Linked DNA regions of Homo sapiens: all the other regions are linked to region 3. Evidence: chromatin loops called from intact Hi-C (ENCODE). Cell type or tissue: heart right ventricle. All regions are shown on one strand. Region 1 overlaps MECOM (MDS1 and EVI1 complex locus). Region 2 overlaps MECOM (MDS1 and EVI1 complex locus). Region 3 overlaps MECOM (MDS1 and EVI1 complex locus).

Evidence for each region. Peaks named below come from ENCODE experiments on the same cell type or tissue, not always from the same donor. Only the 100,000 strongest peaks of a DNase experiment are listed, where the experiment ranks them.
Region 1: it touches region 3 in a loop (2.9-fold over the local background); 13 of 110 quality-filtered maps call a loop at or near these places.
Region 2: it touches region 3 in a loop (3-fold over the local background); 24 of 110 quality-filtered maps call a loop at or near these places.

Annotation. Positions count from the first base shown.
Region 1 is chr3:169,213,724-169,221,723 of GRCh38, forward strand. All of the region lies in intron 2 of MECOM (MDS1 and EVI1 complex locus), which reads right to left. Among named protein-coding and RNA genes, the nearest start is that of LINC01997, 210 kb to the left of the region's middle. In heart right ventricle, a CTCF peak has its summit at 4,836; a DNase peak (open chromatin) is centred at 4,838; H3K27ac peaks cover 2,499 bases.
Region 2 is chr3:169,291,768-169,299,767 of GRCh38, forward strand. The region is part of intron 2 of MECOM (MDS1 and EVI1 complex locus); the gene reads right to left. Among named protein-coding and RNA genes, the nearest start is that of MECOM-AS1, 150 kb to the right of the region's middle. In heart right ventricle, a CTCF peak has its summit at 3,569 (motif pointing left); no DNase peak of the experiment used is centred here; H3K27ac peaks cover 825 bases.
Region 3 is chr3:169,146,336-169,154,335 of GRCh38, forward strand. All of the region lies in intron 2 of MECOM (MDS1 and EVI1 complex locus), which reads right to left. Among named protein-coding and RNA genes, the nearest start is that of LINC01997, 150 kb to the left of the region's middle. RefSeq lists a silencer at 3,104-3,163. In heart right ventricle, CTCF peaks have their summits at 3,162 (motif pointing right) and 3,366; DNase peaks (open chromatin) are centred at 96, 639, 1,106 and 3,156; H3K4me3 peaks cover 3,574 bases; H3K27ac peaks cover 5,737 bases; H3K27me3 peaks cover 889 bases.

The DNA.
Region 1 (8,000 bases), 67 kb after region 3:
TTATGAATATTTTACCAATAATACAAAATTAAATCAATATATTTGCCCAGAGAAAATGAAGTTTTTATTTGAAAGAAGGCCCTAAAACTAAACCAGAAGTTTCCGTTTATTTTACCAACTGAGACCCTGACTTGAGCAGTAAACACTTCCTGCTCCCATGGCTGAAGGGCTATATATTATCTGAAATAATTTCTTTAGTCTGTGACTGGAGGAAGAAAAGTGACTTGCCCTTATTTATCTTTTTTAGGGGCTACATGGATTTTAGTGTCCTTGAAAACAAGTGATTGAGAACAAAGAATTAGCAATAATACACATCTGTATGATACCATTCATCTAAAGATCCCAAAGCTTTCTTGAGTGTCTACACTGCCCCCATCTTTCAATTGCTAAAGCATTTTGGTTTAAGACAGGCAATACAGCTATATTTGTTCCCCTTTGTGGCTTTGTAAAAGCCAACTTTTTTTTTAAACTAACATGTATGAACATCAGTGGAAATTAGCAGGCCTCACTCAGCTTGTAGAATTAGCGGTAGAAAAGAGAACTAAACTAAACTAAAAGAACTAAACTAAACATAGTGGATGGCTGATATATACTTGCCAAATTCAATTTAATTATATGATCAGGTTTTAATACAAATAGAAAAGACATATTTGAAGGGACACACTGATGTTTACAAACAGGAATAATGGAGCCCAGGAGTGTTTAAAAAAAAAAAAAAACAAACTCATTCTAGGAAACTCCATTTTGATTAAAAACAAATTCGTAAATCATTTTTCAGTTATAGCTTTCAGAAGCTCTTGGTTAGAATTCAATAAGGCAAAAAGAGTTTTGGTTTAGACTTTAAGTCATTGAGTACCCCAATACTAATAAATCCTGTAAAGAAAGTAATTGACAATGAATTTTTTTAAATGTTGCAGTAGATGATTCTGAAACTATTCATTTCTACCTAGATTTTTAATAAACATATTTTTGTTAACTAAGGGTGCCAACAAACTGATTATTATTTTATATTACAGCAAAATTTTCTACCATTAACATAAATAAGTCTTTAGGTTTTCAGAAAAAAAAGTTCTACAGGATTATATATTTATATATGTCTAGTATCTATTTTATATATATAATCTATAGGATTATATATATCTAAATATCTAATATCTATTATATATATACAAAATCTACATTATAAATATATATACATATATATACACACATATATATAATGTGAATACCCTCTGCAAAAATCAGAGCATGTGAAGATTTAGAAAACTAAAAGCCTAAAAGCCCAGGCTTTTCTTATAGGGCTTTGAAAATAGAAAGGCAGTTGTTAGAAAATCAGTATCATTTATTGAAAGTAGCCATGTTTGTTTAACTTTATTTTATATTCCACTCTATTCCTTGCACAATATTCCTCAGATTAAACTCCTCCAAAAGTAAAGAACAAAACACTAATGTGAAAAAAAAAGCCTTATGAAGTATTTTCCAGGAGACTCATTGTCTTTTTTTTCCCCCTCCTCTTTCCTTTTTTTTTTTTTTTAAAAAAGCAGACTTTCTTCAAAAGAAGCAATTTTACATGGTGTGTAAAACCGACCTTGGACAAGAAATGGAACACAAAGATAAATCATTTGTGGTGAATTTAAACATGAATCCGTGGAGCTCCTCCTTTTCTGAAATCCTCCATTTCTTTTAAAACATTCTGGTAATAAATTGCTGTGAGTTTTTGCCATATCCTATGTCCTTACTCACTGGGAACAATTGATGCTTGGAACCCATTCAACGATGGTTACATAGATTTGTGAAAACAGGAGCCGGCTCAGCTTTCCTTTAAGAGTTGTTTAGTGAAGTTATGCTCATTGACTTTTTACTCTTATTATTAAAATTCCTCATTAAACCTGCCTGAAAACTAAATGTGATTCCTTTTACCTGATGTGGCAAAATCACCCTCACCCCTTCCAGAACCATTTTATTACAAAAGAACAATAGATTTCCTTGCTGGGTAAAGTAAGAGCAGTGTGACTAATGCACTTTCTATCCTACAGAAGGCCTAATATTGTTAATTTACAAAATCAATTCAAGGGAACCACTTTGAAGACAAACTAGGGTCGTGCATATGGATCTCTCCAGAAATGATGTGTCAGTTCCAAGGCTGGCATTCCGCCTCAGCTGGCATCTAGCAGTTTTCGCTCTTCCAGGCAATTTGGCCCTTGATTTCAAACAAATGCATCCTGAAGGCCTAATGCCAGGAATAGTTTGATATGATTTATGCTTCATGTTTTCTCACAACCCAGAAAATTTTAGACCTGAAAGGCATATTTTTTCATTATTTAGCATTTGCCATGAGTCGTATGTAAGCCAAAGTTATTTTAGTGTCAACCTTTATTTTTCTGGACCTCTGAGTAGAGTCAACTCACGAGTGTTTCCACGTCTTGTTTGTTGCACAATAGGGAAGTTTTCTGGCTGCTTTCATTGATTTCCAAATCCCGAATCTTTCTTTTCTGATGGTATGATGGTGAAAATAACCTTATTTGGTTGCCATCATTTGATGTCAAAATGACGACCATCTAAACTACTTTTTTTCTCACTAGGTTTACTCTTTTAACCAAATTCATAGCAACTCTCTCTTACTTATTTCAAGCCTATGGGATAGAAATAAGTTGTGTCATTTCTAGTGGTGTTTAGGCATAGGTGTATCTTAAAAGCAATAGTTGAAACCTTCCCAAATCTCTGAAATGACATCTGACCACTGGCTGCCAGGTTGCAAGGTCTTCTGGCTTCCCCCATTTCCTGCATACATTTTTGCTATTTCTGAAATGAGAAGAAATAAATGTACTGCTAATTTACACAAACCTTCTCTAGTAAAAAAAAAAAAAAAGTACACTATAGGTTAAAAAACATTAAATATTACTAATTCTATATGTTTCAATCTAGTACATTAAAATAATATTCATGAAAACACTTTACAATATTGGGGGAAAGCCTTGTGAAATTTCACAATATATTGTTAAGTAAGAAAAATAGTTTATAAAATTATGAAAATGCAATCTTAATTTTGCAAAAGAGATATACAGATATGCATAGCAAAAATACTGTAGGTAGCTCAATAAAAAGTTGACAGTGTTTATCTGTAAAACAAAAACAAAAACAAAAACGCACATTAAGCTATCGCCGTGGCCACCATTTACACGGAGTTACTTAAAACAGAATAAATATATTACCCTATAATTTAAGTCATAAAAATCTACTGAGGAAGTTTAGTCTCTACTAGCCACACAAATAAACAGGTATGATACCATAGAGAACAACCGACAGATACCCCATCTCTGTGGGTTCATTTTGACTTCCTTGCACAAGTAGGTAACAGGAGGGTGGATGATCCGCAGATAGCCAGAGCCATATATTTAGAAGATGAACTCATAACAGAATGATCTGGATTTTGGCACCTGAGTAAACATGACTACATGGGTTTGTATTAACTTCTATTTGACATTCACAGAGAATTCCCACCTCTTGCCTGCATACATGAACTATAGCTAGACTCTTGGAGTCTTTTTTTTTTAATAAAACATTTTTGTGGAGACAATAAAATATATAACACAAAGGAAAGATTCTGATATAGGATTACATTTTGGGTTTGTAATAAACTAGAACATTGTACTTAAAGATAACACTGCTCAAGTTCAGAAAGATTTTTAAAAAGCAAAATATTTAGCATTTTCGTAAATTATGCACAATTAACATAACCTCACTACTATATACATGAAATGTTTAAAAATAAATAAATAGGCCGAGCACGGTGGCTCACACCTGTAATCCCAGAACTTTGGGAGGCCAAGGCGGGCAGATCACTGAGGTCAGGAGTTTGAGACCAGCCTGGCTAACATGGCAAAACCCCGTCGCCACTAAAAATACAAACATTAGCTGGGCACTGTGGCACGTACCTGTAATCCCAGATACTTGGGAGGCTGAGGCAGCAGAATCACTTGAACCCAGGAGGTGGAGATTGCAGTGAGCTGAGATCACACCACTGCACTCCAACCTGGGCAACAGAGCGAGACTCCATCTCAAAAAACTATATATATATTTATTTTACATATTTTATTTTACAAAATAAAATATATATGTAATATATATATATATAATCCCCATAATTTCAAAATTTATAAAAATTTCAGCATAGGGTAGTTTTTCTCACTCATCTACAAACATAATCAGAATTTACAACATGGCCTTGACAACAATTTTATTATACATCCTAAATTATCAGTGACTCTAATTAAATATTTTAATAGCTCTATAGTGAAATTAATGCTTAGGGCAGTAATCATTTGACTACTATAAATCATGTAAAGCTAAAAGTTTAGCAATATAGCTTATAGGTTGATAATCCAGAAGAGAAATATATTTTTATTTTAATGGGAAGAGACATCTTACTGTGTGCTTTTAAAATAAATTAGGTTTAAGAAGTCTACAAATTCTGAAAAGTTACAGGAAAAAAAAAGGATCCATTAATCAAAATTGTGTGACATGAAAAAATTTCATTTTTCAGAATGATCTTTAAGAAGATAAAACTTTCAACAGGGATCACAAGAGCTGGGTTGTTTAATTTGCAGTAGAATTTTTGAAATCTGGAGGAAGGATGACACTCAAATCAGATGTATGCACTTGACTTGTCAATGTAATGGAAAGTTACTTCGGGCAATGATCCCAATAATGCCACAGCTTGGGTGGGAAGTTTACAAGGAAAAACAGGAAGTGATGCCAGGGATCACAAAAGGACACTTCCCTTTTGACTGGAATGAGTATTTTACAAATCAAGGAGTGCTATGCATCCAGGGTGAGGCAGGGGGAGGCAGAGTGTCTCTCAGAAAAGCCTGTAACCTGTGGTCTCACACAGTGACTTCAGAACTTGTGGAATTTTGAATACTGTATCCAATTAGGAAAGTATCCTTTTTGTGTTCACATACTACAGAATGCAGTCCATATCAGTGTTAACTTTTATTTCTTAATCATTCTGTATTAGGCATCAAAAAGCCTACTACTGCTTGCCCAAAATCATTCAGGGAATTAAAAAGTTCTCTCTTTACTTACTCTTACAGTTTTATTTTGACAGACAATGTTGCACCGTATCCAATTTAAATTTGTGATGACAGTGGATTTGGGCGTGCAAATGTGACAGAGAACTTTCTCTTTCTCCCCCTCCTTCTACACCACACACCTACCCCTACGTATATAGCTGCGTGTGTGTGTGTGTGCTGTCTCCTGAGCTATGTCATGATCTTGGATGTGTGTCTGTGGGGCCCCAGTGTTGCTGCTGTGGGCTTTTTGCAACAACTATAAAATTCAGCACATTATCCTCATCTCGCTATAACAGCAAACATCGAAGTATCACAGAATCAAAGGAATTAGTTGAAAATAATTTCATAGACAGAGGTACTTAGCTTTTTATAGCTCTGGCTCAACTTGAATATCAATCTATATTAGGTCCTTTAAAAAAAAATTTAATAGGCCAGGCGCGGTGGCTCACGCCTGTAATCCCAGCACTTCGGGAGGCCGAGGAGGGTGGATCACGAGGTCAGGAGATCCAGACCATCCTGGCTAACATGGTGAAACCGCGTATCCACTAAAAATACAAAAAAATTAGCCAGGCGTGGTGGTGGGCGCCTGTAGTCCCAGGTACTCGGGAGGCTGAGGTAGGAGAATGGCCTGAACCTGGGAGGCGGAGCTTGCAGTGAGCCAAGATGGCGCCACTGCACTCCAGCCTGGGCGACAGAGCGAGACTCCGTCTTAAAAACAAAACAGAACAAAACAAAAACTTAATGAGATCATTCCTAGGTTAGAAGGTAAACTTATAGCTAACTTTCTTCTTGGCAAAAAATCAGGATGCTATATATACACCACTATATATTTGAGCACACACATGTAGCTACATATGTAGGGGTGGGTGTGTGGTGTAGAAGGAGTGAGAGAAAGTCTGTCACACTTGCATGCCCAAATCCACTGTCATCATAAATTTAAATTACATATATAGGTGTGTGTATATATATAATGGTATATATATATTATATACATTAGTTTGCTATATATAATAATAGCATGTGTATATATATATAAAATCATCCTAATTTTTTATCAAGAATACAGTTAACTATAAGTTTACCTCCTAACCTAGGAACCATCTCATTAAGTTTTTTTAAAGGATCTAATATATATATTATTCTAATATGTATAATTCTAATATATAATATATTCCAATTATATACATTTTAACAAATATAAATATAAGTAAATAAATATACATTTTCTAACTATATAGTTAGAAAATAAGACTGGGCACGGTGGCTCATGCCTGCAATCCCAACACTTAAGAAAGCTGAGGCAGGTGGATCACTTGAGTTTAGGAGTTCAAGATGAGTCTGGGTAATACAATGAAACCCTGTCTCTCCAAAAAAATACAAAAAAATTATCCAGGCATGGTGGTGCACACTGGTAGTACAGCTACCTGGGAAGGCTGAGGTGAGAGGATCACCTGGGAGGCAGAGGCTGCCTGCAGTGAGCTGTTTAGTCCAGCCAGAGTGAAACTCTGTCTCAAAAACAAGCAAAAAGAAAAGAAAAGAACACTTACTTGCTTCTTTTCTCAAATATTGCCTTTTCAGTGAGACCTCCCTTACCTAAAATTTCTACCTGTTCCTCCCACCTGCTAACACTTCATATTCCTCTTACCTGCTTTATTTTATCTTTCTTGCATTTAATTTTATTTTTATTATTATTTTTTGAGATGGAGTCTCCCTCTATCACCCAGACTGGAGTGCAGTAGCTCGATTTTGGCTCACTGCAACCTCCGCCTCCCAGGTTCTAGCGATTCTCCTGCCCCAGCCCCCCAAGTAGCTAGGATTACAGGTGCCCACCACCACGCCCAGCTAATTTTTGTATTTTTAGTAGAGACGGGATTTCTCCATGTTGGCTAGGCTGGTCTCAAACTCCTGACATCAGGTGATCCACCCACCTGGGTCTTCCAAAATGCTGGGATTACAGGCTTAAGCCACCGTGCCTGCCAATAAGCTACACTTTTTTCTTAACTTTTTTATTGTCTTTTCTCACCAGTAGAAGAGAAAGACCATAAGGGCAGGAATTTTTGTCTGTCTTGTTGACTAGTGTATTTCCTGAGGCTCGAACAATATCCGGCGCATAGTTGGGGCTTAAAAATCATTTGCTAAATCAATGAATAAAGGAAGGAAGGAAAGTAGGAAGAAAATCGAAGAAGAAGATTAGGGAAAGGCACTCTATACAATAATGTTTAAAGATGTAATTCTAGAATCAGGCTGTTTGGATTTAAAATCCATCTATGCCTTGTATTGGTTGCATAACCTTAAGCAAGCTACTTACACTCTCTTCTTTTTCTCATCTGTAAAATGGGCAAATACTGGAACTATCTTGCAGTGTTGCAAAGATTAACTAAAGTAATCCTTACATAGAATTTAGCATCATTTTTGAAACAATATGCAGTAAACAAATGTTAACTAATAGTATCATCATCATCTTCTTCTTCACCAGAACTATCACCTTTGTCCTAATTTTATGAGGCTAACATTAGATAACAGTCATTAATGGTTATTTTTAAATACTTCGGTAACATTTTGGAGTAAACTCAGAAATTATTTCAATTTCCCTTTACATACTTCTATCTGGCTACACAATTACCCTAGCATCCAAAAATAATTGTTTCCTGCCTTCCCACCTTCTTTTGTGAAAGAGTGTGAATTGTGTGCCCAGTTACCTTTAGCCCCCTTGGACCCATGGGCTTTTTGCTGTACTCAAGAGCACAGCTTTTGGAGACGTAAAGAGATGTTAAAAAAAAAAAAAAAAGCCAGTGGCAGCTCCTGGAAGTCACTCTGGTCTGGTTTTGAATGGGTTGGGCTAAGTGATCACTAAGAATTCATCTGGCTGTCAAATCTCACAACTTTTGGCTGACGTGTCCTTCAGGAAAAGGGCAGCAAGAACTGGTA
Region 2 (8,000 bases), 150 kb after region 3:
TTGCTTTGTTTAGTATGGAGATAGCTACTCTGCATGTTTCACATCAGTATTTGATTCTGTGTCTAAATTTGAGTATCATCTTGAATACTAGGTATTCTCCTCTGTAGAATCTGATCATGTGAATAATACCACAGGGAGCTGCATACTTCAAGCAAAAACTCAAGAGCTGATATTTGTTTCAACAGATTCACATTTTAAAATTTATTGTCTACCATTTGTGTATGAGGCATGAAACATGACCCTTATACTGGACCACAAATGATTATGCAACTAGTTTGGCGTTTTGTATTTTAAAGAGATTGGGGCTCATGCTGGTAATCCCAGCATTTTTTTGGGAGGCCGAGGCAGGTGGATCACTTGAGGTCAGGAGTTTGAGAGCAGCCTGGCCAACATGGTGAAACCCTGTCTCTACTAAAAATTCGAAAATTAGCTGGGCATGGTGGAGTGCATCTGTAATCCCAGCTACTCGGGCCAGAGAATCATTTGAACCCAGGAGGCAGGGTAGCAGTGAGCTGAGATCGCACAACCACACCCCAGCCTGGGTGACAGAGTGAGATGCCATCTCAAAATAAAATAAAATAAAGATAATCATAAACATAAATGAAAAGATTGAACTGATAGATGATGAAGCAAGATCTATTCACTGTGCAAGGATGAAAGGCCCCTACAGAATCCCTTCCTGAAACTCAGGATTGATTGTTTCAACCCTGTGATATTCTGCTTTCTGAACAAGATGCCAGAATTCTACTGTGAGCTCTGTGCAGGCTAATTTAGGAGATGCAAGATATCTGTTATCTCCCAGTGATCTCTCTGAGCCACAAGGTCAGATTCAACTGAATATTAAGGAGGGCCCTGAAAAGGCTCACAGGGCCACTTTGAGAACCATAAGGGTGAAGTGCATGACAGCTGGTTATGGGAAGGGGAGGGTGAATTCTGGTGGTACCATCTCTACCCAGTGACCATTCTTGTCATCAGGGTTTCCTAAATCAGCCTAATAGGAGACTGAAGATCTGAATTCGGGTATTGCAGAATGTTTGCAGCCTCCCAGGGAATGGAAAAAGATCTGGATCAAATTATATTCAATTTAGAGGCATGTGGGGCATTCTAATGATTTCCATTGCCCCTGTGGTCATCTTGGGTGGTGGAGCTCATTAAGGCTCAATCACAAAAATTAGGGCTCAGAGGATGTCAGACCTAAAAAAGGACCCAATGTGGACCACCTAAGCTCAGTGAGATGAAGTGACTTATCCAAGACCTCAGCTCCAGGCCATCTTATAACTAATAATAGGTACCTCCATGACTAGCAAAGGGGTGGCTGACATTTGTCTTTTAAATACCTATCGCAGGAGGAGTCAGCTAGAACAAATCAACAGAGCATGCCGAGAGTCTGAGAGAAAGTTATCTGGCATGAGCAGTGCTAGTTCCAGCCACCATCATGACTCTTGGAATTCCAGAGTAGGTTCCTAACTCACCTTCATGGTTTCACGCTCACCCCACCGTCTATTCACCACACAGCCGTCAGGGTCTTCTCCTGGCTTCCCATCACATTCAGTCCAAACTCCTCACCATGGCCTTTGAGGCCCTTCCTCTCTGACCTCACTGCTCCTCTCTCATTCATTCGCACTAGCCTCGTGTGTTTGGCTTTCTGGTTCTTTGAAACATCAAGTTGGTTTCTTCTTCGGCCGCCTTGGCCTTGCTATTCTCTTAGGCTGAAATGCTTTTTCTGAAGCTAGCCCCATGGCTCACTGTTATTCCTTTCAGGTTTCTGTTCCAGTGTCCCTGCTCAGAGGGGCTACACCTGACCCCTGCTCTAAGTACCAAACCTTCTGTGTGCTACAATTCCCCCTTTACTCTTTATCCCCTTCCTCATCTTCACTTTTCTTGATAGCAGTTATTATTACCAAACATTATATAGTTATTTGTTTCTGTATTTATTCATTTTCTTTGCCCCTACTAAAAAGTCCATGAGGGTATGGAGTTTGTCTAGATTTCAGAATAGTGCCTGGAACATAGTAGGTATTCAGCTTATATTTATTGAATCAATGATTTGATACTTTATGGGATTACCAGCCAGTGTGATCTACAGTGTCTAGCCCCAGTAACAGGTGAGAGTCACTGAAATAACCTGATCACAGTCCTCAGGTGGAGACCTCAGCCTGAGAGGCTCAGGGCTATTTCCAATCATTCTTGCATTTTCTATCATTTTGCCTAATTCTAACATTTCCTCTTTCTAACCTTGCTCTATCATGTCAACTAGAAACTCATTACTGCATGTAGGTTATACACACACACTTCTTAGAACAACTATATGATTTAAGACACCCTAGTGATTTTATTGGTTTATCATTAACTATTTATGGGTTTTTTTTGGTTAGTTGATTAGTGAGTTTTTTTTTAAGTTGTTGTATTTCCATTTAACCTTCCAGGATCTTGGTTTTCTGTAATGTAGAATAGTTATATCACTATACTTGCCTTATCTACATGTCTGTTCAAAGCTTGCATTAGGTTCCGTATTTTAAGATATTTTGAGAGAAAATAATCATTTTAGAAAATAGTTTCTGGGAGAGTTTGCAATTTCTACAGGCAGGTGTTTTCAGGGGAAAGTTAGCCAAACACAGAGAAAAACATTGCTTTTAACTAATGTATTGATCATTTGGGAGGGCACTGGCGTAAGGTCACAAACAAAGTAAAAATGTTAGCCAAGACAAGACTCAAGAGGGGCAGAAGCAGTAGCCTGGTCTCTGCTCAAATGTCCCCATTGTATGGAGCTGGGTAAACAGGCAGCTATGCAGTCTGTTCTGTCCTCTCTCATCACATGGGAGAGAAGCCACTAGAAAAACAAACAAACAACCAAATACAGCTCAAGGCTTATCAGCCTTTAAGTTGATGACCTTATACTCTGGGATCCCAGCCCCAGCTCTAAGGAGCTTATTGGACAATGATGAATCTAAAAATCTGAAGAAGTTCAGTCAATCATTGACTCTCAGGACAATCATACCCTCCTGCCTCAGTCCTTCTTCCAAAATCTCCAGTACGTCCTGACTGTGCCCAAACAGAGCTTGGTCTGCTTGGACAGAGTTCTCAGCAGTTTGGGCTTATATTCATGCTCTTGCCCATGCCTGCTTCACTCACCACATCACATTTGATCCGGATCCACAAGCACCCTCTTTTTCCTCCATTTGCTCTGATAAATGCTTTCTCGGTCTTTCTTCCTGCTCTAGAAGATTATCTTTTCTATTGCTTAGTTTTCTTTATTTAAAAAAAAATGTTTTCTATCTTAATGTTACGTAAAATATGTGCATTATAATTGAGATGGGGATTTTCAAACTGTCTTCCTGAGGTTCCTCAGAGATCATCAGAGGAAAGATATGAGCACAGACCTTTGGCTTTGAACCTCCTGTCCCACTTTCACCATAGGATCTAGGTTGACTTTTATCTATTTTATATATTGGGTTTCTGAGTAAGATATTGTTTAAAGAAAGATTTCCTATTGCTTTTATTTAAAAGGGTTAAAAAAAGTTAAATTACAATAACACGTGACTCGAAGGATTTGCCACCACCTGGTGGCAGCATACCCAAATTTCAATGTACCTAAATTTTTAAAAGGGTTGAGTTGAATCTGCTATTCTAAAATTATAAAGTGGTATCAGAAATGTCTCAGATGATGATGTATAATTATGAAAAAACATTAAAAAGTACAATATCACTTTCAAAATACAATATAGTATTTCAAAGTTGAGATTTTTATAAATGAATTAAATTACTTTATTGTAGGGCATAGTACTTGTAGAAAACATTTCCATTATGCCTTTAAAACAACATTGCAAGAAGGTAAAATAAACTAGTAGCATTCTCTCAAATTCTTTTTATGTTTGAACATCAATGTTACCTACCTATCCTCAAATATCTGGGGAAAACTTCATTTCTTCTTCTTCTCCTTAAAGTCAACATAAATACTCAGTTTCTGGGTAAATTGTACCAGGGACATTGCCCGTGCTGCTCTCTACCTCCACCAAAACAAAACAAAGCAAAGACACCTTTTCACAGAACTTTAGAAATGACTGCACAAAGAGAATAAAAAACAAGTATTACAATCACAAGTATATTCATGGACAAGTGGAGGAAGAAAGTGAGGTTTTGTTTGATGGTTTGTTTGCTTGTTTGTTTTCCTTTTTCAGGCCTTTCAGCTCTCATACAACAGTAACATATTGGTTGAACCAACTGACCTTGCTCTGGCCTGATTCAACCATAGTCTGTTCAGATAGAACACCTTTAGCACTCAAGAATAGGTTCCAGTAACTTAAACACCTGATGAGTGAAAAGGGAAATGAAACCTGAGCCTCACCATTCTCAAGTCACTTTTTTGACCAGACCCACATAGATGCCTCCCCAGCAGTCTGTAGTGGCCCTTGCTTTCCCCCTCCAGCTATGGGACTCCTAAGTCATTGCCCTCTTACTCACAACAATGATCTTAGGTTAAGTTTTCAGGCAGGACATGAGAAAATCAGCAGGACAGACAAGTGGCATCCTATAACACTCCCAGATCTGTGAGAACAGAGTGAGTGGGAGTGAGAAGAGCAAGAACGCCAAAGAAATATTCTTGGCGGCAGGCTGGTGGACGCAGAAGGAAGGTTTAGTTATGGTCCCTCAACAGCTGCAATAAACTTGCTCTGTAAGAAGCCATGATTATGTTGTATTGTGGATTTGCCAGCAAGATTACATCCACACAAGTTCTTTGTAGACCATCAGTAAACTCAGGGCATTCTGAGCAAATAGGAATTAGCTACATGGGCAGAGTTTTCAACTGAAATCCACGCCTAGTTCCCCTAAAGATTGTTTACCAGCTTTTCCCAGAGCCAGTTACAAGGAGCATAACATGACTTGATTCACAAAGAAGTAATGGAATTATAGTAATAAAGGAGTGAGGAAAATAAATAACAGGAATAGACTTGGCACTTTTGAAACTTAAAGGTGTTTTGCCTGAGATGAACCTGAGAACTGACCTACAATGCTTCTCATACTCGTAAACATGGTGCAAAGTTTGTTTTAATCATACAGAATATGTCACCATTAATTCTTTAAGCATGCAAAGAGCATATCATAGCAAATATTAGACACCCCAGAGGTGTAAACTATAGCTTAGAAAAACAAAACTCATTGGTGGCTATTACTTTGCAATTGTTAGATGTCACCATTGTCATTTCATGTTATAGATCTGTGTCACAACAACATCTGTACAAAACCAAACACCACCAGCTGTGCTCTTTCAACAATTTGGAGCAATAATTAAATTGTCTTTAGTAATACACCTGCACTGCAGATAGACAAAGCCAGTCCCATAAAATTTTACATGCTTATTTAAATTCTTCAGAAAGTTTCAATGAAGGATCCAAACAAACCAAAAATGCTAAAGTATGTCAAAATTGCCATGTGAGAAAACAAGTACACTGATACAAATTAATTAGCCTTCCTCCTTTGGTTATAATCTAACAGGCTACATCATACTTGCTGCCTTAGCTCCTGGGCTATTATTGCCTATCTGAGATCACTTTTGATACTCCTGAGGTAAAGGAACACCAAACAGTAGTCATTTATCTGACAAAAGACCTTGTGTTTTTCTTATTCTATCAATCATTAAACAAGTAATGTCTTTTTATGTTATTGCTTTGACATTCATTAACACTCACGTCAGAGGAAATCTTTGCAATTAAAAATTCTATTGACCATGTAAGGTTGTTTTGCCTGGGTTTGTTACAACTGATTTTTTTTTTTTAACAGAAGCAACAGCACTGAGGCAGGTCAGGAACCTACCACACAGTTCAGCTTGAGGTATCTCTTCTGACTCAAATGCTGCTGGTAATTATTAAAAAAATATTATTTTAAAAAAAATCATTTTTTCTATCTCAATGTAAACGTCAATGATAATCTTGACTGATCAGCTTAGCTTAAGAGGAAAGAATACCTCAGAAAGACAAAAGTCAGAGAGCCACAAGACTCTTGTGTTGTTATTAAATTCTTCCTCATGGCAAATGTGCAAACTTTCAGGAGAGTTTCAAGTAATAATCTGAAAAGTGTGCTAAAATCTCAAATGTTTGAAATAAGTTTTACATAAGGTCCTTGTGATTTGATACCATAAACAGAAACAGAGTAGGAGAAGTGCCTAACATGACAAAAGGAGAATTTTGAATATACCATAGAGTAACTTGTTCACTTCCAAACCACTCCTTTTGTGGGAACATCACCATAAAAACTGATTATACATCATCCACGGCAATATTATCATCCAGCATCGGGAGAAATAAACCTGAACAAACACATTTCTTTTTAATAAAGAGCAATTTAGAGGGTGGGAGAAGAACCAATTTCCTTCTTGGAAAAATCTCTGTGTTATAAAAATGTCTTTTATTTACGGAGTGGATTAGCTTTATGGTATCTGTATTTATATGCCTTCTACTTTACAAAGAATAAAACAGAATGGAAATCGATATAAAAATACTTCTTAATATACACCATATTAAATGTTATCAATATGAAGACACATATGGTTCTCTCTTTACATACAAAGATACATATGTATTAAATGTTATATATTAAATGAGATATGTATATTAAATGTTATCAATATGAAGATGCAGAGAGAAATGTGTCTTTATATTGATAACATTTCATATATAATATAATATAAACCATATTTTGACATCTATTAATATTTCCATCTATTTATATATACATATCTCCTTATACTATAATTCTAGTATTTAATTAAATTATATTAGTATTTAATTCAAATCAAAGATTGAATTTGGCCCTAGGGTACTGTAATGATTTGAAGATACTTAGAATAGAATGTGTCACATGGATTCCATCTCCATTCTAAGAATCAAATTCAATCACAAGAAGACTTGGGACATGAAATAATCTGAATTTATTTATTCATTCAACAAACTCTTAGTAAAGACACCAGTTTAGAGACATTGCAGCTGCACTGAGGAGGAAACACTACACTCCCCTGTACGCACGGGGAAGTGATTTTACCTGCAGGATGACCGAATGTGTGGTTTCAGGAAGTGAACTATAATGGGGTTTTAATGTCCTTTGGGTCCTGCCTCAGCATTGTTCATTTTCAGTAAATGAAAGCAATACAAGCTTTGCAAAGGGATTTCGAACTATAATAGGGGAAACTTAGAAACGAATCCAGATACCACCATGGATATAAGATTCTGGGAACTACTTATCTTGGAGAGATCTTTAATCTGAAATCACTGCAAGTTTCATGAATATTTAAGGAGCAAAGACTCAGAGAAGACAGTTAAAGGGAAAATTGCTGTTGGCTGATTTTTAACAAATAGATCCTTCCTAGAACTCCTAGTTCTCACTAGGAATTGCCTCAGAGACAATTTCCACCTATAGTCATTACTCAAGGATTAGAGCCCAAGACACCACACTCAGGAGGCCCGTTTATTGCAGACAGATGGTTCAAAAAGCAGCTCTCCCAGCATGAAGACTGTAAACCCGCCGCCCAAACCGAGGCCAAGAGGAGGGGCTGGGTTCCCCACCCAGTGCACACCCACGCCAGAGCTCCTCAAGATTTTCCTTCCCGCCCAGGCTGTGGTTGCTCTTCCTTCCTCACCTGATTCTACCAGGATCAAAATGTTCTTGGAATAAAATTAAGTAAAGATTAGGCCTGGAGTATAAGATTAGGTCACCCGATTTGGGTTTGAGTCGCCATTGTATCATTTACTAACAGCTTTTCCTTCAGCAAATCACTCAAGACCTTTCAAAGTAAAGTTCACCCCAGTCAGACCAGACAGACCCCATCTCAAAGTCCCCTGAACCCGGAATCTGATCTACAGAGCTCTTTTCTACTGAACTTCATGAATCACAGCCCCATTCCATATGCATAATTCCATATATATCAGCACACTGCTCAGCCACTATGGAATTTTAATGACCACATTTTCATTCAAACTGTGTATTCACTAGAATAGCTAAACATTTTT
Region 3 (8,000 bases):
GCGTGGCCAGTGCCAGGAATTCAGATTTTGGCAACCGCACCTTGTGCGTCCCCGAAACCGACGGACAGAGACACACGGAGGGAGGGGAAGGAGGAGAAGAGCGCAAGGAAAAGAGGCCGACAAGCCGGCAGAGAAACCCACCGAAGGCCGGACGACCCACCCCGGAGACGTGTCCAGACCGCACCGTTTCGCAGGAGGAACAAGGAAATCGCCCGGCTTAGCAACGTAGATAAGCAGCAGGGCTCCGCGAGACTGCGGGCGAGGAGGAAAGAAGGCTGGGGGCGGGGGGCGCCCGTAGAAACGGTGCCCCGGCAGGAAACTGTCCGAAGTGACAAACTTTCACATCGCCCAGACTTTTTTTCCTTTTAAAGTGAGGAGTTCTCTTACCTTTAGATTTCTATGGCCTCAACTCAGCAATAATAGGCATTCACAGAAGAATCAAAATAAACAAAATAAAATAATCAGCAGCCCCCAACGCTCCTGCACGAAAATCCTTTCAAACGATCCCGAGCAACATTTAGAGATGTTTAAAAATAATAATAATAATTTTTTAAAAGCCTCGCGTCTCGATTTCCAAATGGGTCTCTGACAACTTTGTCCGTCTCTAGGATCTGCTCTCCAGGACCACGCGTTTCGGATTTATTGTCCGCCAACAGTGTATTTTTAATACAAGAAATGAAGTCTTCTTTCGTCTGGGTGACCCGGGTTTGGTGTGTTTTGGCTTTTTCCCCCTTCCTAAATGAGCTCGGAGCTATTCCTTCTGGTTCACATCACCTCCCTCTTTTCTCACTTTCTCTTGCTCTTATCAGCCCGATGTGTAATGAAAGTTATCTGAAACCCACTAAAACTTCTACTTCTCCTTCCCAGTTCCAATGGGGGAAAACAAGCAGGAGGAGGAGAGTTTGAAAAGGTGGGGGGCCTGGGGAGGCGAGGGGAGCTCTATCCCCCTTTCAGATCCTCCGCAGCGCCTTCGCGGGTCCTGGACCCTCACGGGATCGTCCCCTTTCGCAACTCCAAGCTCAGCCGCCGGGTTTCTATTTCATGAACTGTCTCTTTAAAGAGGATCTGCTCGGCCATCCAGAAAGAACCCGGGGCGAGGGAGAAAGGGAGCTATCTCCCGCCGCCCAGAGTGATCTGATCGGAAGCCAGACGGGCTCCTCTTTTAAATTTTTAAAGTGACAGCAGCCTCCTCTGGCGGGAGAGGTCACAAAAAGGTCGCCAAGACCCAAGTCCTATAGGGACAGACTGATTATGGATGCACCATCCCCCTTAAACATGTAGATTTCTCCGGGTAAACAACCAATGGGGAGATCTCGCCAGGCAGGATTTCTTTCCCCAGGGAAATAGCCTCCGTTTCGATGTCTTGAAAGCACAAGTGTGGTGTGTGTGTGTGTGTGTGCGCGCGAGTGTGTGTGTGCATGTGTGTGTGTGAGAGAGAGAGAGATGGGGGATGGGAGGGATGGGGAAGGGTAGAGAAGTGCTTTCAGGGGTGTGAGGGTGTGTGCACCGAGGCAGGAGGGGGCGGGGGTAGGGGGGAGAGGTAGTGCTGGAGTGGGGAGGATAAAGCTTAGGGTATAGGGACGCTAGTTCAGACTAAATATAAATAGTTTAGAAATTCTCAGAAAACAGCAACCTCAAGAGTGAAAAGTTGACATGTACATTTCCAGTTTTCTGCTAAGCATTAAAAAAAATTTTTTTAATTGAAACTCATACTCTAATTTATTCCCTTCATTCTTGTAGCTAGGTCAGAGGAAGGGCGTGCAAAATTTTCAAACCATATTTTTCTTTAAAGATATTTTAAAATCTGAAAAATTATTGGCATATAACCCGCCCAAACAGCATATTATGGGTTTAGAGAGATTGATGACTGTCTGGTGAGTCTTTGCCATTTTCTTTGATACATTAATTAAAACACCTTGAACGCCAAAACGTGCAATAAGCAATTTGACGACTCAGATTATTTTTGAACGTTTAACATCATAAATGCTGCTTTTAGTAATCGGTACTATCCTATGTTTAATAACTTTCTAATATACCTTGGGTACATTTAAACCAATACATTGTAGAAAAGACATTGGAAGAAAGAATACAGGGGATACATAGCAAAACAAAAGGGTCTACAGATTTATTCATGGCCAACTTTGTAAGATTTAGTAAATCCCACTGGCTAAATGGAAGTAAACGCGTTTTTATCACAAAACTCCATTCATAAAAACAAATGGACAAAATCCAACTCCCCAGCTCAACAATGGAAAGTTAAGCAAAGTAAGCGAGTCTAGGGACACTTGCGGGGGAGAGGTGGGGCAAGAGGGGCTGGAAAGTGTGCTGACGGTTAAACTTTAGCTGCAAACGGGATAACACAAGTGCCACCCACTTTTTGTTTTCTCCAAGTGCAAATAAACGTGTAAATCCAGTAGAACTATATTTTCCCAAAATATTGATTTAAAAACAAAAATAGTAGCAAAAGGGAGGGATTGGGGGAGAGAAAATGACAAGAGGTGGTGACTAATTTGTTTCGGTGGCCTGTTATCTGTGACATTGAACTGTTATTTCAGATAATGGCCATTGTTTGAGAGAAAATCGCACAGCAGTGGTAGGTAGGACAGGAAAAATCCTTTGTAAATAACCTAAAACCCGGTCAGATATTCCCGTAGAGTTGGGCGCTTGAGAACCTTTAAGAGCTCCTGGTTCGTGGCCATTGATTTCCTGCCCTCCCTCAACTTGCCCATTGTCGGAGCTTTCTTTTTTTTTTTTTTTTTTTTAATTTAGCCATAAATTGGACCGGCTCGAGCTATGAGCTGTTCTATTTTCTTCCTGTCAGGATGAGGGATTTGTTTTATGATGCATTGTGTATTAAATACAAGTAATCTGGGGAACCGATTGCTTCAGACAGTGCGGCCTGATCAGGGGGTCTGGGAGCTCAGCGCCCCAACCCTGCGGCCCCCACCTCCTTGCCCTTTACAAAACTGCTTTCAAAACGAGGAAACGTCGGTAGGAAAACAAAAGGTCGTCTGGAATCATTGGCAGGTCCTGGCTAAATTAGGATTTCGTGGAAAGGGCCTCCGAGTTTTTTCCCCTATATTGGCTTCGGGTGGGGGGAGGCGGAGCGACTTTCAAGGTCTGGATACTTGCAGGTACGGCAGGACGCCGGTAGATGGCATTGCGCTCCGAAATAAAGCGCAGCGCCGGCGGCTCCAGCCACCCAGGTGAACCCGCCTCTGCCCGCCAGGCGCCGGCAACACAGCTCTGCCTTCCGCCTCGCCCGCCGTTCCGCGTCCTTCCGAGCTACGAGAGGAAGGCACACTGCAGTCCAGGCATGTAGACATCAGCCTGAGAGAAGGCTATTCCTACGTCTGAGCTTCTCTTCCCCAAATACAACCAAGAGTGAACGCTTACCCTCCGAGACCTTGGAAGATGTACCTAGAAGAATGGAGAATTCATTGCATCATCATTATTATTATATTAATATCATCATTATCGTCATCATCAGTCTTGTTCTCCACTGAATAAATTGTGAAAAAGACTAAAGGAAATCATCAGAAGGACCTGGGCAAAGGAAGCTAACAAAACACTAAATCTTAATCTCTCTTTCTCTCTCTCTGTGTGTGTGTGTGTGTGTGTGTGTGTGTGTGTGTGTGTGTGTCTGTCTGTCTGTCTGTCTGTCTGTCTCTCCCTCCCCTCTCCCCCACCCCATCCCACTCCCTTTCTCCTTTAGGTATATAACAATAACTTCATGTAAAGGCAGAGTCATCTCACTTTTTCTTCACACAACTTAAAGTTTAAAGATAGGGTTCTGAAATCCCACAGTAGTTAGACTGGCCTTGTTTCTCATGAAAGGGTCTTCTTGCTATTTAAATAAGAATTATTTAGAAGACCTGATCCATCTTCCCCAATAAGTGAATGAAACAGGAAAGAAGGTTAGAGGAAAAGGATTTTGCAAGGGGCTTGCTTCTTCCCCTGTTAGCTTGCTTTCCATCAGAAGGTTTCTAAAACAATAAATAAATACAAGGAGCCAAATACCATCACCAATTCCCTTTATTCCTTGGGATTTCTGGTGAAATCTGTTTACAGTAGTTCCCAGTTACAAATTAATCTGCAAAAGCCGCTGTCTGCTCAGCAGTAATCAGTAACATGCGTGTTCTGCAGTGTTTAGCACTGCCCTTGAAATGGGCTATTAAAAATAATGGTTTTACTGTAATCTCAAACCAGCTTTAATTTGCAAACATGTATCAGGACAGATGATCTAAATATTAAGGGGATGGAGTAGGAGAACAAACTAAAACAAATGTATAGCTTCGGGGAAAGAAAAAAATGGAATGATTCATCAGTGATGTTTAAAAAGAGAACCAGATTTTAAAAACATTTTTCCAGAAGGAATGATTATTTTTTCTTTCTTGATCTGTTAATTGTTGTTTACCAGGAAAAGGGCATTGGAAAAATATGAGGGTTGAGTGTGGGCTGATAGATTTTCTAGGAGTTGTAAAGATCCCCCTTTGGCTGATGGCAGGGCTGGGGTGGGAGAGGTTAATGTGTTTTCTTCCTGGTTTGAAAAGGGCATAAACCCTCCTCAGGCCCCTTCCTTCCTTCCCCAGCTGTGTGGATTGCAGAATCTTTAAAAAGCCCAAAGATTTCCAATAAGGCCACTGGCTCTGCCTTCATTGTGTAACTGTTTATTTAAAATAAGTCAATATATTAGTTAAAGCAGTAAGAAGTTAGTGCTCCAGTATTCAAGTGATTCCCACAAGACTGTAAACTGATGCCTCTTTTAAGCCTTAAACTTCATGGTCGTCCCAGAAGTAAAAGTTCTGCTAATGGAGACCCTATGGGCATGGTACATTCCAGCACATCATTAAAGGAAAGAAAAGCAGTCCAGCCAAAGCCAGATGAAATGACTGCACTGTCCACTTTTAATAGGCTTCCTGTGGACAAACAGCACTGTAACACTCTGCAGAGGACAATATTTAAAAACAAGACAACTTGCTGGCAGTTTTCAATACCGTAAAGTTAATAAAGTATGTTCCCATTCACCCTGACATTATGTTTTTAGTTTATAGAGGAAGGCACTTTATAACCTCAGTCTAAATTCCCTTAATTCTGCAGCTTTGGGTTTCTTGAGGTGGCTAAATATACACTAAACTCCAAGCCTAACATCTTTGTTTTAACTCTATTTTTTTGTAGCTTTTCAAGAACGTACATGTGCATTTTTACATTTCTCAAGTGGAGTTTTATTCATGGAGATTCTGTTAAATCCTGTTTCATACAGTTCATGTCAAGAAGCATGAAATAATCTGAGAAATTGACATTTGGCTGAACAATAAGTGCCTGCTAATTAAATTAGCTTCGTGTATAGATATTGATGTGTGTTTAAAAAGAAAATCAATGCTTCCTTTTCCATGTCAGAATAGGATTTTGTAAAATCTTACCTAACCTAACTGACACAAAGATAAGAAATAATGTAAGTATGTCTTTTAGGACTCAAGAGACTTCCCACTGATTCATATATAAATATTTCTCCCAATTTGTCTTTCTCCTACTCCTCTAAATTCTCTACCACCCACAATTTCTTTTCCCAAATCTTTTTATTTAATAGAGTAAACTTTGTAATGAAGCATGACCTTTAGGCAAGATAAACTAGATCAGAAAGCCATGAAATCTAAGGTGATATTCTGTTTAATTTTAATAATTTCTGTTTTTTAATTTAATAAGTATTTTGCAAGCTTTGTTCTCTAAGCATGAATGTGAATTCTGTGATGCTTTGATCAGACAGATCCAGTGAAACAGTCCAGCACAATACAAATTTACCAACAAAAATGCTGTGACTGTCCGTAGCCCCACACACATATCACAACTGCACTGAAGAGAGATTACTGGTGACTCTTGGTGGACTCTGCCTTTTTTTATTTTTTTTAAATTATTATTTTTTTTATCTATTGGGGTGTGCTGTTAGAAAAGAGGAAATTAAAGATAAAACAAATTTAAATAAAAAATTTCCCTTGGTCTGGAAATGGGCCCGACTGAAAGCATGTTAATCTCCACCTCAGTAATTTGGTTCTCCAGGAGAAGACAGAAGCCCTGCTGCTGTGCCCTGCACTTCATAAATCACATCTTTATGTGGACAAGGTCAGGGCACCTAACAGCTCAGACATGGGCCTTTGCAGTGGCTCGAGGATTCAGGCATGTTTACTCTCCTATTCGGCTCTCCGAGGAGTAGTCCAGCACGCTTCTAATTACTTTTGATTATTTTCATTTGCTGGGGTCAGTCTGGCTTGCCAGGACTGCTGGAGGGTTGATTTCCTACAAATCTTGATGTCTTTGTAGGACGGCACTGTGTGCGTTCAGAATTAGCACCCCGTTATTGTCCCTACAGCATGGGATCCTTCATAAATAGACATGGTGATAACAAAAGTTTCCCCAGTGAACCATTACCTACTTCCTTTCTTATTAATTAACTATACAAGCATAATCACCTAGCTGATCTTTCTCCAAAATGCCAAAGATTTTAACAGTTTAATATTTTATAGTATATTTGGCCAGAATGAGAGCAGATTTCTTTTTTGCTTCTATTTTAAAATATATTTAGTAACAACTAGCAGCTCTTTGGAAACTAAGATGAAGTACTTTGCTGAAACAACCGCTCTGGTGAATAAATTATTATACTCAAAGTTTTATTTTTTAAACTCCAGTTAAGGTTGCCATATTTAAAATATTTTTTGCTGGACTATTTTGATGTGTTTCAGTCCTAAGCTATGATGCTGAGTGGTTAATGCACAGCAACAAATTTATACCAAGTTTAAATGAAAATATTATGATAAAATAAAAATGTTAATAAAATACTGTAAAACTTTGGTAGCAAAATAGAGACAATAGAGAAATATTTCCCAAAAGTAGGGATGTTTAACTCTTTGATGTGTATTTATTACAAGATATATTCAAGAAATAAATGATGAAAAAATAAATACAAAAACTGAGACAGTCACAAAAAATGCATAACATATCAATCTGGTTGTTCAGACAACTGGTTGTTTTATATCACTAGGAAAAATTTACTATTATCTTTTTATTTTATAAAAGATAACTTTGCTTACGATTATCATTAGTCTCAAAAGGTGAAATCCCTCATTCTTTTTAACTTCGGACTAAATTAGTGAGGTAGTAAGTGCTTTTGGAAAAAACCTCAACTCTATAAGGAATTCATTTTTCATTATTTTATTAATTTTAATTAATTCAATCTTTCAATATAGTATTTAGCACATTATGCAATAACTCCAGGATCAGATTCTTCCCTCGAGCTTTAGATACACCATCTAAGAGTGCTTTTAGACTCATAATCTTGTGGGGAAAGTTTGTTGGAAGCTTGATTTTCCTCCTCTCTCCACGCCTAGCTGTGTACCTTTGGGTAAGTCACTTAACCTTTGAGTTGGTTTCCATGACAGTTTCATAATATCAGACTATTACGAGTGTTGGGAAAATAAATTGGGTAACGTGAGTGTGAACTGCCCTGAGTTCATGGGAACAGGTCAAAATACTATAAGTTTCACAGTATTTGTGTTTGTGTAACGGGTTACAGTAAACTTACATACATGCACAATGAGGAAGATAGTCTGGCCTATACTTTGGGGAACAGCAAAGTGTAAGTAGTTTTGTTTCCTCTTTCTTCCATTCCAGTGTCAGTTGCCCTAATCCTTACCCTGACCTTGGAAGGGAAGAATTTTAAGAAAAGTGTTTTTTTTCTCTCAAGCTGTGCTACCCATGAAGATGTCCGTCTCTGTCTGGCTTGCAGCTGAGTTTGTTCTGTTCTACCCACTGTGTTCTCTGCCAGTCAGTAAGAGAGAGTATTCTGCAGCAAAGGTGGAATACCATTGAGTTCCAGAGCCCTAAAAACGAGGGTAGGAACACACACACACACATCTTGGACTAGTTTTAGGTCAATATTTGTTACCAAGGCCAGGAAATTTATTCTCTACAATGTCTCCTGGTAGACAGACTTTAAGTACCAAGAG